Linked DNA regions of Homo sapiens: region 1 is linked to region 2. Evidence: read pairs that join two places in POLR2A ChIA-PET (ENCODE). Cell type or tissue: OCI-LY7. All regions are shown on one strand. Each heading gives the region's core, and the rest is flanking DNA. Links, peaks and the distances in the headings are about the cores only. Region 1 has its middle 4.3 kb from the start of EEF2K. Region 2 overlaps EEF2K (eukaryotic elongation factor 2 kinase).

Region 1 (2,805 bases), core at 252-2,751, 51 kb before region 2:
GTACCAGTTTGGGCTGGGCACAGTGGCTCACGCCTGTGATCCCAGCACTTTGGGAAGCTGAGGCAGGCGGATCACCTGAGGTCACTGAGGTCAGGAGTTTGAGACCAGACTGGCCAACATGGCAAAACCCCATCTCTATTAAAAATACAAAAATTAGCTGGGCATGGTGGCGCCCTCCTGTAGTTCCAGCTTCTTGGGAGGCTGAGGCAGGAGAATCGCTTGAATCCAGGAGGCGGAGGTTACAGTGAGCCAAGATCATGCCACTGACCTCCAGCCTGGGTGACAGAGCCAGATTGTCTCAAAAAAAAAAAAAAAAAAGAAAAAGAAAAGAAAAAGAGAAAAAGCCGGGCATGGTGGCTCACACCTGTAATCCCAGCACTTTGGGAGGCTGAGGCAGGCAGATCACTTGAGGTCAGGAGTTTGAGACCAGCCTGACCAACATGGTGAAACCCCATCTCTACTACAATACAAAAATTAGCTGGGTGTAGTGGCGGACGCCTGTAATCTCAGATACTTGGGAGGTTGAGGCGGGAGAATTGCTTGAACCCTGGAGGCAGATGTTGCAGTAGGCTGAAACTGCGCCACTGCATTCCAGCCTGGGCAACAAGAGTGAAACTCCATCTTAAAGAAAAAAAAAGAAGAAAGAAAGTACTTTCCAGATCTTTTCCTGTGCAAATATATAGGTGAATGAAAACTCGAAGCCCTGATGTGTCCCACTCTCATCCTGGGGCTGGCTTTACACAGGGTAGGAGAGGAACATGCGATCTAAAAGAAGAGTGGGGGTCGAGTGTGGTGGCTCATGCCTATAATCCCCGGCACTTTGGGAGGCCAAGGCAGGTAGATCACCTGAAGCAGGAGTTCAAGACCAGCCTGGCCAACATGGTAAAACCCCGTCTATACTAAAAATACCAAAAATTAGCTGCGCTTGGTGGCAGGTGCCTGTAACCCAGCTACTTGGAAGGCTGAGGCAGGAGAATTGCTTGAACCTGAGAGGTGGAGGCTGCAGTGAACCAAGATTGTGCCACTGCACTCCAGCCTGGGTGACAGAGCAAGACTCTGTCTCAAAACAAATACACAAATAAATTAACTAAATTAAATAAATACAAGACGAGTGGTGTCTCATCACTTCCTTAAGTCTTTCAGTAGCTACAGGTGGGCCATCCAGATGGCTCTGTGTTGGGCATTTCTCATACCTAGTAGGCCCAGGACCTCTGAGCCAAAGAGGTGAAACACACAACCCAAGCCCACTGTGCACAGGGAATTTGGGCAGTTAACAGTTTGGAAACCAGACCCTTCCTGTGGTGCCTGCGGCCAGTGCAGCTCTTCAGCCCCACCCTGAGCAGATGGGAGGATTACACCTGTCTTGTTGCAGTTGGGAACAGCCACGTGACTGTGACTGTAAGACCTGGGGCTCTATCACCATGGTGAGATGGAAACACCATGAGTCTTTTTTGTTTTGTTTTGTGACAGCTTTATTGCTGTTATAATTGCTGATATAATTCACACACTTTTTTTTTTTTTTTTTTGAGACAGAGTCTTGCTCTGTCACCCAGGCTGGAGTGCAGTGGTATGATCTCAGCTCACTGCAACCTCCACCTCCCAAGTTCAAGCGAGTCTCTTGCCTCAGCCTCCCAAGTAGCTGGGACTACAGGCATCCACCACCACACCTGGCTAATTTTTGTATTTTTAGCAGAGACGGGGTTTTGCCATGTTGCCCAGACTAGTCTACAACTCCTGGGCTCAAGTGATCCACCTACCTCGGCGTCCCAAAGTGCTGGGATTACAGGTGTGAGCTACCGCGCCTGGCCCATACACCCATTAAAAAAGTATAATTCAGTGGTTTTTAGTGTATTCACAGAATTGTGCAACCATCAGCACAATCAATTTTAGGACATTTTCATCACCCCAAAGAAGAAACCCTACAACTATTAATAGTCACTCCCCCTCTCCCCAAGCTCCCTTCCCAGCCCCTGGCAACCACTAATCTACTTCTCTCTTTATGGATCGATTGTCCTATTCACTGATATAAATGAAATCACATAGTATGTTGTCTTTTGTGTCTGGCTCTTTTCACATAGCATATTTTTTAAGGTTCGTCCGTGTTGTAGCATGTATCAGCACTTCATTCCTTTTTGTTGCCAAATAGTATTTCATTGTATGAATCTACTGCCTTCTTTTCTTTTTTGAGATGGAGTCTCGCTCTGTCGCCCAGGCTGGAGTGCAGTGGTGTGACCTCGGCTCACTGCAACCTCTGCCTCCCAGGTTCAAGTGATTCTCCTGCCTCAGCCTCCCGAGTAGCTGGGATTTCAGGCACATGCCATCACACCTGGCTAATTTTTGTATTTTTAATAGAGACGGAGTTTCACCACGTTGTTGCCAGGAGTTCAAGACCAGCCTGGCCTCAAGTGATCCGCCCGCCTCGGCCTCTCAAAGTGCTGGGATTACAGGCATAAGCCACCGCCTGGCCTACTGCATTTTAATTATGCATTCATCAGTCATTTGGATTGTTTTCACCTTTTGCCTATTATGAATAATATTCCCATGAACATTTTGTATAAGTTTTTGTGTGGACATATGTTTTCATTTCTGCTAGGATTTGAATTGCTGGGTTATACGGTAACTTCATGTTTAATTTTTTTTAAGAATTGCCAAACTGCTTTCCATTCCTACCAGCAGTGTATGAGGGTTCTAGTTTCTCCACATCCTTGCCAACACTTGCTATTATCTGAGATTTTGATTATAGTCATGCTAGTGGGTAGTGGGTGTGTTTTGACTTGCTTTTTTTGGTCACCCACGCTGGAGTGC
Region 2 (2,805 bases), core at 266-2,765:
TGTGGTTTCACCATGTTGGCCAGGCTGGTCTCGAACTCCTGACCTCAAGTGATCTGCCTGCCTTGGCCTCCCAAAGTGCTGGGATTACAGGTGTGAGCCACCATACCTGGCCTCTTTCACCTTCTTAATAGTAGCTAATAACAACCACTGTTTACTGAGCATGATGAACCAAGTCATTTATTTTATTTTTATTTTTTTTGAGACAGGATCTTTCTTGGTTGCCCAGGCCAGAGTGCAGTGGCATAATTACAGCTCACTGCAGCCTCAACCTCCTGGGCTTGAACAATCCTCCCAGCTTGGCCTCCTGAGTAGCTGGGACTACAGGGGTATGCCACCATGCCTAGCTAATTTTTGTATTTTCTGTAGAGAAAGGGTTTTGCCATGTTGCCCAGGCTGGTTTCAAACTCCTGGCCTCAAGCAATCCATCCACCTCGGCCTCCCAAAGGGCTGGGATTACAGGCGTGAGCCATTGCACTTGTTCCAGAGTCATTTATTCCTAAAAACAGAGCTCTGAGGTCGGAATGTTTTTATCCTCAATTACAGATGGGATCTATTAGTCAGGATTTTTGTTTGCAAATGACAGAAACCCACTCAAACTGCTTAATCCGAAAAGGGAATTCATTGCCTTATGTAACTGAAAAATAATGCTGCCACAGGCACGGCTGGATGCAGGATTAAACTGAGGTTGTCAGAATCTTCCTCCATCTCTGGCCTGGGTGTTCTTCTGGGTTGGCGTCATTCTCAGGCAGCCTCTGCACTAGTGGTAGCACTCTGGCCCCCAGCAGGCCCAAGTTCTTGTTGGAATGACAAAACCTATTTCCCCAGAAGTTCCAATAAAAGTCCCAGAGCTGCGTTTCATTGGCTCTGATTAAGTCAGATCCCTATTGCCGAGCCAATCACAGTGGCCAAGGGGCAGGAATATGCAGATTGGGCACACCCTAGCCATGTGCCTGCCCTTAGAGCTAGGAATGTAGGTGTTCCACCCAGACCACAGGGACTGAGACTGGAAAAGGTGAGATTCCCAAGAAAAAGCGGAAGAAAGAGCTGGGAATGTATATTAGTCCGTTTTCACACTTCTGATAAAGACATACCCAAGACTGGGTAATTTATAAAAGAAAAAGAGGTTTAATGGACAGATAGTTCCATGTGGCTGGGGAGGCCTCACAATCATGGCAGAAGGCAAAAGGCACATCTTACCTGGTGGCAGACAAGAGAGATTGAGGACCAAGCAAAGGGGGTTTCCCCTTATAAAACCATCAGATCTCGTGAGACTTATTCACTATCATGAGAACAGTATGGGGGAAACCACCCCCATGATTCAATTATCTCCTACCAGGTCCCTCCCACAACACGTGGGAATTATGGGAGCTACAATTCAAGATGAGCTTTGAGTGGGGACACAGCCAAACCATATCATAGTGGATACTATGTCTGCTCTTTGGGAAACCCTGGGCTCAAAGAGGCTAAATGACTTCCCCAACCAGGCAGAGCTGTAGCCAGGTCTCAAATGCAGGCTTTTCAACCCCCTGCTAGGTTGGCACCTTCATTTGAGCCCCTAGGGTGATGAGTGACTGAGGCCAAGCAGAATTCCCTGTTGCCTTTCGGCATTTGAGGAAGGATCCATGCCTCTGCCCTGCATGAGCCCACAGCTGAGATCTTCCACAGCTTGAGCATCTACTACATACAACGCACAGTCTCCTGGGTGTGCAGAATTTATTGAGCACCTGCTGTTTGCAGAGCCCTTGATGAAGCATACTTGAGGCAGGCGCAAGAAGCCACAGTCCCCACCCTGGGGGGCTGTGGCTTCCTCTGCAATTTGCGGCCTTCCAGCCTGGCCTCCTTTCTCTTCCTCCACAAGCTTGTTCCTGCCCCAAAACCTTGGCCCTGGCTGTGGGCTTGGCGGGCATCTTGTGTCACCGTAATTCTTGCATGGCTAGCTACTTCTTATAGTTCAGGTCTCAGATCCTGTGTCACCTCCTCAGCCAGCCCATCTCAGACAACCCTAAGAAGTGGTCCCTCTGCCCCAGTCACCTCTGTCACATCATTCTAACTTTTTTTTTTTTTCCTGTTCTTTGGAGCAGTTAGTATGTCATTCATTTAGTTAATATTTTAGGTGCTTCTCTCCCCTAAAGGCAGAGATTTTATTTTATCATGTTCACTGCTGTCTCCTAGTGCCTAGGTGTCCAGTAAATAATACTGTGGTAGGCCTGGCACAGTGGCTCATGCCTGTAATCCCAGCACTTTGGGAGGCTGAAGTGGGCGGATCACCTGAGGTCAGGAGTTCGAGACCAGCCTGGCCAACATGGTGAAACCCCCGCCTCTACTAAAAATACAAAATTAGCTGGGCATGGTGGTGCACGCCTGTAATCCCAGCTACTTGGGAGGCTGAGGCAGGAGAATCACTTGAACACGAGAGGCGGAGGCTGCAGTGAGCCGAGATTGGGCTACTGCACTCCGGCCTGGGTGACAGAGCAAGACTCCATCCCCAAATAGTAGTAGTAGTAGTAGTAGTAACAATAATAATAATAATAATAATAATGTGGTTGACTTAAGGGAGGGAGAGAGACGTGGTTGTTTGAGAAGGTGCTGGTTGTCCACTGTGGCTGTACCACTGCCCCTCGCCCAGGGAGCCCTCTGGCCCAGCAGGTGGCCCTGCTGTAAGTTTCCTTGTAGGGATGGGACCAGCCTTTGGGCAGAACCCTCTGAGAACCGCCGCTCCCTGCCTTCCCCTCAGGCCGGTTCTCAGAACCCATTGAAGCCTTGTTTGGGGCAAGTTCTCACCTCTCAGATCAGGACCCCTTCGGC

What was found. ChIA-PET counts read pairs that join two places held together with the same protein. Peaks named below come from ENCODE experiments on the same cell type or tissue, not always from the same donor. Only the 100,000 strongest peaks of a DNase experiment are listed, where the experiment ranks them.
Region 1: POLR2A ChIA-PET joins it to region 2 with 13 read pairs; 20 of 35 experiments call an interaction of 5 or more read pairs at or near these places.

The regions. Positions count from the first base shown.
Region 1 is chr16:22,200,567-22,203,371 of GRCh38, forward strand. No RefSeq gene overlaps it. Among named protein-coding and RNA genes, the nearest start is that of EEF2K, 4.3 kb to the right of the region's middle. In OCI-LY7, for the core only: no CTCF peak of the experiment used is centred there; a DNase peak (open chromatin) is centred at 1,355.
Region 2 is chr16:22,251,613-22,254,417 of GRCh38, forward strand. The region is part of intron 6 of EEF2K (eukaryotic elongation factor 2 kinase); the gene reads left to right. Among named protein-coding and RNA genes, the nearest start is that of TRL-AAG2-4, 44 kb to the right of the region's middle. In OCI-LY7, for the core only: no CTCF peak of the experiment used is centred there; no DNase peak of the experiment used is centred there.